2 separate regions of the Homo sapiens genome follow, and region 1 is linked to region 2. The links are chromatin contacts, found by Hi-C or POLR2A ChIA-PET in ENCODE. All regions are on one chromosome and are shown on one strand. The core of a region is the stretch at or near the end of the contact, and the rest is flanking DNA. Distances in the headings are between cores, read along the strand shown. Region 1 overlaps HERPUD2 (HERPUD family member 2). Region 2 has its middle 13 kb from the start of LINC03013.

Evidence for each region. A loop is a pair of places that touch in the nucleus more often than their neighbours do. ChIA-PET counts read pairs that join two places held with the same protein, here RNA polymerase II (POLR2A). Pooled maps may share reads with other maps.
Region 1: a map with no recorded cell type shows a loop between it and region 2 (10-fold over the local background). The contact joins two enhancer-like sites. A Hi-C loop is called at or near these places in 1 of 168 maps with a recorded cell type or tissue (natural killer cell), 10 of 37 single-sample maps with no recorded cell type and 8 of 50 pooled maps. POLR2A ChIA-PET finds 5 or more read pairs at or near these places in 2 of 52 experiments (OCI-LY7 and activated CD8-positive, alpha-beta memory T cell).

The regions. Positions count from the first base shown.
Region 1 is chr7:35,645,944-35,649,898 of GRCh38, forward strand. The region is part of intron 5 of HERPUD2 (HERPUD family member 2); the gene reads right to left. Among named protein-coding and RNA genes, the nearest start is that of HERPUD2, 47 kb to the right of the region's middle. Within about 2 kb of position 1,393, at least 7 of the 41 ENCODE cell types and tissues checked have a DNase peak (open chromatin) inside an H3K27ac peak, as active enhancers do.
Region 2 is chr7:35,727,401-35,731,437 of GRCh38, forward strand. No RefSeq gene overlaps it. Among named protein-coding and RNA genes, the nearest start is that of LINC03013, 13 kb to the left of the region's middle. RefSeq lists enhancers at 1,283-1,432, 1,883-1,982, 2,893-3,142. Within about 2 kb of position 1,956, at least 9 of the 41 ENCODE cell types and tissues checked have a DNase peak (open chromatin) inside an H3K27ac peak, as active enhancers do.

The DNA of each region.
Region 1 (3,955 bases), core at 143-2,642, 82 kb before region 2:
CACATGTATTACCTCTTAGAAAATAATTTTAAAAATAAATTGCCTGTTTAATCTACTGTCTCTCTGACCAGTCTCTGTGTTCCTAAGAATAGGGAATGGGCTTTATCCATTATTACTGTATCTCTAGCATCTAGCACAATAAATATGTTTTGAACAACTTCATATGAGCATTAAGAAAATATTGAAAATAAAATACTGATTATAAGCAACTATTTAATCTAGTAATTTGTAAATTCCACTTAATTATTCAACATTAAATGAAAACATGTAAGGTTACCAACACAGTAAAAATTTCAACTATATTAAATAAAAACATTTACAAAGTAAAGGATAATGAGCTGGGCACAGTGGTTCAAGCCTATAATCCTAGCTACTTGGGAGGCTGAGATGGTAGGACTGCTTGAAGCCAGGAGTTTGAGACCAGCCTAAGCAACATAACGAGACCCTATCTCTAAAAAAAAAAATTCAATTAGCTGGGCATGGTGGCACATGTCTGAAGTCCCAGCTACTCAGGAAGCTGAGGTGGGAGGATCAGTTGAAACCAGAAGTTCAAGGCTGCAGTGAGCTATGATGGCACCACCACACTCCAGCCTCATCGACAGAGTGAGACTCCATCTATTTAAAAAAAGAAAAAGCAAGCAAGCATACTGGAAGAAAATACAAAATGTTAAATTAATTGTCTTCTTTTTTTGGCAAAAAGCAAAATAAAATAGCAGAAACATGAGGAAAATGTAACTATTTGGAATGTGTAATATGCCTGTCCCCATAGAAAATGTCATATTCTTTATGCAAGGAAAACTGAGTAAGATAATAACCTGGTTTCTCCCTCTGCCCCTAGGAAATTCACAATGAGGAAACAGCTGAAATAAACAAGCTGGAGGAAATCACAGCTGGTGGCAGAAGTTCTGACAGCTTGTTTTTTTCTTTTCAGATCGGCTATACTAGTTAGCACTGTAGGATAATAACAGAAAAAAGGGAGCAAGGCAAATTCACTGAAACACATAAAATTACTGGAGTACCTTAGAAATTATGAAAAAAAAACCAAGAAGGAGAAAGACTGTCATTCACAATTATATACTTGAAAGCTATACCAAAATACAATCATCGTAGGTTTTAAAAAGTTAAAATTACAGAGGAGAAGAGATTAAAGGAACTGGAAACTTCAGGAACAAACTTTCACAGGAAACTTGTTAAATTAGCCTTGCTTCCCCCACCACTCCATACAAGCGACCAAGCAGCAACCTCATGGAATCCCCACTGTGTTCCCAGAAGCCTCCTTTTCAAGACTCTGCGATTGCTTTATTCTCCCTATTAACCCCCTTCAAGGCAGCTCAAATGTTATCACCTCTGAAGCCCTTCCCACTCCTCCAAGCAGAGATAGTCCCACCCTCCTCCAGGCTCCCTCAGCATTTTTTTCGAGGCCATGACAGCCCATCAGCAGATGGTAATTCATTTGCCTATCTGACCTACTTTCAGTGAGAAAGTACAGAATTCATTTTCCTCTCCTGAGTGCCTAGTACACAGCAGATTCTAAAGTAAACATTTACTGAATGAAGTCACAGGGTCTTCATGCAAATAGATTTGCTCACACAGTCACCAATACTTAAAATCTGACGGGTAGATCTGACCAGAAAAAAGTTTTGAATTGTGGTTGGAGGTGGGACACTGCCATTATGAACAAAGTCAAAATACGAATGATAACCTAGGAAAGAACAGTGAAACAAATGATAGACAAAATAGTCACTTCGGCAATGCTGTTAAGAATATAGGCCTCCAAGTTAAAAATGGATTTGAATTCTAGTTCTGCTATTGTGAACTTAGGCAAACTGCATAACCTTTAAGTCTCATTCTCCTCATCCATAAGTGGCAGATAACAGTGCTGAGACCAGAGTTTTTATAAAATGTAGTGAAGTAAGGCACATATAGGTGCTTAATACAATGCCTAACTTCTGCTAATGCTCAATAAGTATTAGTTATTAATATCCTTTTGGATAAAGTGTGGTAAATGAATTTTTAAAGATAACCACCACACCAACAAATAAGCAACTCACAAAACATAAAGAATGCCTCTTTATCATGTCTCAGATTAAAACAAGGACATTCCAACTTATCACGTTAGCAAGTACATATCTGTACAAGTAAAGAGACTCAGGATCTTCAACATTACCGAGAAAGTAAACTGGTACAACTTTACTGCAATTTTGCAAGTCTTTAAGGGCCTCAAAAATCTTAAGAACACTTTTGATTCAGGAATTCCCTTTGTCACAATTTATCCTAAAATAATAACTGCTAATATGTAAGCATACATATTTAAGAATGCTGATTATGGTAATATTTCACGGGAATAAAACTGACCAAATATTTATGGTAAAAGATCGCCCCAGTTCTTCAGTCTTCTATAACAGGATTATACATGCATACTATGTGCCCCTCAGTGGCAAAGCTGGTTTACGCTGGCTTACCTGGCTCATAACAGTAGACTGCTGAGCCATGATGGGAGTATTTACACCAGAGAAATCAGCAAATGCTACAAATCTAGGGCTTTATTTCCCTCACCCCCACCAAAGCCAGCTGTTAAGCATTTACCAGCACAGCACCTGATGTAATTTTGCAATACTTCCCCCTCTCAATGCTGCTGACCTGTTGAGAGTGGCCATGTGATTGCTTTGGCCAATGTAGTATTAGTAAATGTGACAGATAGAAGACTTCAAATGTGCTCAGTCATTAGCTTGCCCTCTTGTCTTCCTGTCATTTGCCATGAGAAGAATGTGTGCCACGAAATTACTGATCTAAAGAGAATGAGAAACTTGAAACGGCCCTGAACTCAATCTACAATCCAAGAAAGAGCTGCACCAGTGACTAAAAGATCTGTGAACAAGAAAAATAAAATGTATTGTAAGCCACTGATATTTTGAGGTTAGCATGCAGCAAAACTAACTAATACGCTCTCCATCAATATATGTGTGAACAAATTAGTAAACCTACATAAAGAAAAATCATACAGACTTTAAATGTTGTGGATTTATGGCCGGGAGCAGTGGCTCACGCCTGTAATCCCAGCACTTTGGGAGGCCCAGGCAGGCAGATCACAAGGTCAGGAGATCAAGACCATCCTGACTAACATGGTGAAACCCCGTCTCTACTAAAAATACAAAAAATTAGCCAGGCGTGGTGGCAGGCGCCTGTAGTCCCAGCTACTTGGGAGGCTAAGGCAGGAGAATGGCGTGAACCTGGGAGGCAGAGCTTGCAGTGAGCTGAGATTGCGCCACTGCACTCCAGCCTGGGCGACAGAGCGAGACTCCATCTCTGAAAAAAAAAAAAAAAAGTTGTGGATTTATATTTGACCTGGAAATATGTCCAAGCTGTATTATGTTTTTTTTTAAGTTTACAAAACAAACAGTGTGATGTTTCTATTTTAAAAGCACACACAGAAGTGTTTAGAAGGATAGTTACTAAAACGTTAGTAATCGTTGTCAACAAAAAGTGTGAAACGGTGTAAAATATTTGAAGAGATTTATTCTGAGCCAAATACGAGTGACCGATGGTCTGTGACACAGCCCTCAGGAGATCCTGAGAACATGTGCCCAAGGTGGTCAGGGGATACCCTAGTTTTATACATTTTAGGGAGACATGGGACATCAAAAAGATGTGAAATATATATTGGTTTGGTCCAGAAAGGCAGGATAACTCAAAGCAGGGGCTTCCAGGTTATAGGCAGATTTTTAAAAAATATTATTGGCAATTGGGTGAATTATTATCAATAGAAAGGAATGTCTGAGTTATGATAAGGGGTTGTAGAGACCAAAGTTTTATCATATAGATAAAGCTCCAGGTAGCAGCCTTCAGAGAGAATAGATTGTAAGTATTTCTTATCAGACTTAAGGTCTGTGTTGATGTTAAATGCTGGTCGGCTTTTCCTGAATTCCAAAAGGGAAGAGGGTATAATGAGGGATGT
Region 2 (4,037 bases), core at 706-3,205:
ATGTCAGTTGTTCCTATCAAAGGATGAGGGGGTTGATGGACATCAGCACCTTTGGCATCATTGTTGATTCCAGAGTGTCCTTAGTTTTTGAGCCACCTCCAAGCAGCCTTGTCAATCACTGCAAGATGCATGCCACTGGCTTCCCCCTCTCAGGCGAGAGCCACCTGGGGTACAGACAGTGGGTCCAGCACTGTGGGAGGCATGGCGACAGCCCTCACAGACTCCTCCCATAATTTACACACACTTCCAATAGACTGGCGACCCCCACACCCCCACCAGGTTCCAATGAGAAACACTTTCTAAAGAACTCTCTCTTGTTAGAACAGCTTCCCTGAGCACAGGAACCAGGGAAGCAATCAGCATCAGCTCAGCTTGACTGTCCCCTACTGCCTGTGCATGTCCCTCCAGTAACTAAGCTGTTTTTACTCAACTTTTGGGTGTTAGCTGGTGAGTCATGGCCTCAAGGGAGCCTACACTGACTAGACTAGGCCTGGTGTTGCCCTCTTTACTTCTTCATAATGAGTAAAGGTTGACACAAATTGTGTATTTAATTATTGCAGATAACACAGAGAGGGATCATGCCCATATTGATAGCCCTTCAAGGCCTAGCATAGTGCCTGGAACATGGTAAATAGTAACATTTATGAATGTCAGCATCTCTGCAGAGCTTTCCCTACATGGATTACAGCTTAGGCTAAAGCACTTGATATATTGCCCACTCCTGCTGTTAATATTTTTAACTAGTTATTTTTCATATTATATAAGCAACATGTGAATACAAGTTCATTGTAAAAAAAATCAAACTCATATAAAAGCTATAGTCTTTTATATGTAAATGATGCCACAATAAAGCTACTTTTTAAAAAGCCGCGATCCTCCTTCACAACTCCACACCAGCCCAGTCCCATTCCTTTCCCAGACACACACTCCACTCTTAACAGTTTCATGTGTAAACTTCTAGATCTTCTTCTGTGTGTTTTCATACATGTACATATCTTCATACATTATGTGCTTTCATACATGTATATTCAGATGAATACTCATATATTTGTGTTTTTGCACATATATACATTGTGCACATACATTCAGAGTGTTTTAGTCAGAGTGCAATCAGAAGGCAGAGCAGTGCTAGATATGACATTGCAAGCAGAGGGAATTTAACAGAGATGGTGGGGGAGTTCAGTGGCCACAGAACAGCAGGAAGCCACTATCAACCCTGGAGCTGGAGGGACAGAGGGAGGAAGCAGAGTTACCAGAGCCCAGGAGCTTGGGTCAACTGGAAGAATCTGGGACCATGGCAGCACTTCCAGCTAAATCTGGAGCAGTAGAGGAAGAGGCTATCTGACAGTAGGTGGAGACATGGACGAAACCTATCAGACACCATGTGAAGCAGGGAGAAAGGGAGACATAACCTGTCTTCTTCCCTCCTCTCATTCTCCAGTGTCTGTCACTGGCTCTCCTTAGCCAGTCTGGAAATGAGCCTGGAAAATGTAGTTCCCAAGGATACAAAGCCCAGATAGAGGATGGTCTGGAATGGATCTGAGAGCAAGCAGACAAAAGGCCAGCACATGAAGTTGAAAATAAAACACATAAATAGCATCATGGTATATGTAATGTTCTAAATTTATCACTTACCATTTTTACAGAGATAAAATCTGGTTAAAATGGCCATTGAGAGCAGGCTTGATCCACAGAATGAAAGGTACAGCAGGAGAGCACAGAGGCAGACAGCAAGGAAAGACATGCTACAGAAGGGCAGCCCAGGGGCTGGGGTGGGTGCAGGTCTTGTTCCTTGGGAACCAGGCCTGATCTGCTCTGCAGAGTGGGAGGAGGGCAGGAGTATGAGATGACCATTGCCCAGCAGTAGTATCAAAGACTCAGAGAGTTTACAGCCTGAAGGAAACTTAGGTCTCCCATTTCAACTCATGACTTCTACAGAATAAGGAACTGAAAAGCAGAAAGTGATGGGCCCGGCAACCCAAAGTATCTCAGCTAGTTTTTTTTTTTTTTGTCATTTTTGGTTTTTTGGGGCATGGTGGAGGAGGTGTTAGGGGACAGTTTAGCACCAATGCCTCCTCTTCCTGCTGTGAGTCACCGAGCAGCCTAGCAGAAAAGCTGTGAGGAGAAATGAGAAGCTCTAGAGGCAATCAAGCTCATCTGTCCTGCTGGGGGGCCAGTGTTAGACACCTGACATGTCTTAAAAGCGGAGTCACCAAAGGACATCTTTTTCTTAGAAACTCCCCTAGCCTCCAGAGTCTGGTTTTAAACTGTCTGTGGCATAATCTCAGAGCCTCCAGCAGGTCTCAGGGACTGTGCTAGATACAAAGATGAATGAGATAAGATAATGAACAAGAGACATATTTCCAGGAGCTCTGAGCCTCACAGGGAATCAGAAGTGAATAAAAGGGAGCATGATGCAATGTGATAAATATAATACCTATGGCACAGAAGAGGAGTTGATAATTGCTGGGGGAAGCAAGAGCAGGGAGCTGGGAAAAGAAAGCTTCACAAAGGTAACCGCAGGGAAAGTGTTGAAGGAGGAATAGGAGCTTTTCAGAACACTAACCCCAATGTTAATAACTGAATTAGACCAACCTTCCCCAAAGACCACTATTATTCCTCAAGGATTTACACAGAAACTGTTCTTATCCCATTTACCTCTTATTACATAATGGGAACCCCCCACCCACCCACACACACACACACATATTTGAAAGTATATGATAGATGAAATGAGTTCACTGCCCCATCAACCATGATCGGCAGGGCCAGATTAAGATCTTCAGAGACTCTGGGCACTGCAAAGTTGATGGTGCTTCCATACGTAATTTAATGTAGGAAACAATGCCATCATGCACATGCCTGTAAAGAAGTCCAGCAAAGTTCTGGTTTTTCCTACAATGACACATTTTAGATGTTTTTCAAAATATCAAATAGCCAACATCACCCATGTAATGGTACTGGGATTCTTTTGGTGCCCCTGCTCTGCCAGTGCCCATGCCTGCTTATGGGTGACCCTGCACTGATGAGGCAGCCCCTTCCCACGCCAGAAACCCCAGGTGGGGTTGGCCTCATAAGTTCATATTCCTATTCTTAACCAAATGGACTTAAAGTTGTTCTTTCACTTCCCCATATATCACATGCATTATGACTTTGTTCTTTATCCCTTTCTGTCAACAAACACTCAACCTGCAACCCACGAAGGCCGTCTGAAGGTCTAGTGGTCTGGTTAACCATAAAGAAAGACTGGTGTGAGAAATGCTATTTTCTTATACTAAGCTCAGCTGCTTGTAGCAAGAGGAAGACCATGTGACAGTGAGGTGTTTATGAGCACAGGCTTTAAAAACAGCCATGGTTTAGCCGGGCGCAGTGGTTCATGCATGTAATCCCAGCACTTTGGGAGGCTGAGGTGGGCAGATCATGAGGTCAGGAGCTCGAGTCCAGCCTGACCAACATGGTGAAATCCCATCTCTACTAAAAAAAATACAAAAATTAGCCAGGCATGGTGGCACACGCCTGTAATCCCAGTTACTCAGGAGGCTGAGGCAGGAGAATCGCTTGAAACCTGAGAGGCAGAGATTGCAGTGAGCCAAGATCGCGCCACTGCACTCTAGCCTGGGAGACAGAGCAAAACTCCATCAGAAAAAAAAAAAGAAAAAAGAAAAAACAGCCATGGCTGGGTTCAACATTTGCTCTTTCACTTAACCATACGATCTTGGGCAAGTTACTTTACACCTGTAAATCCAAATTTTATCATCTATAAAATGTGCTTAATAATAGCACCAGCCGGGCGTGGTGGCTCGCGCCTGTAATCTCAGCACTTTGGGAGGCCGAGGCAGGTAGATCACCTGAGGTCAGGAGTTCGAGATCAGCCTGGCCAACATGGTGAAAACTCATCTCTACTAAAAATACAAAAATTAGCCGGGGGTGGTGGCGGGCACCTGTAATCCCAGCTACTCGGGAGGCTGAAGCAGGAGAATAGCTGAACCCAGGAGGCAGAGGTTGCAGTGAGCCAAGATTGCGCCACTGCGCTCTAG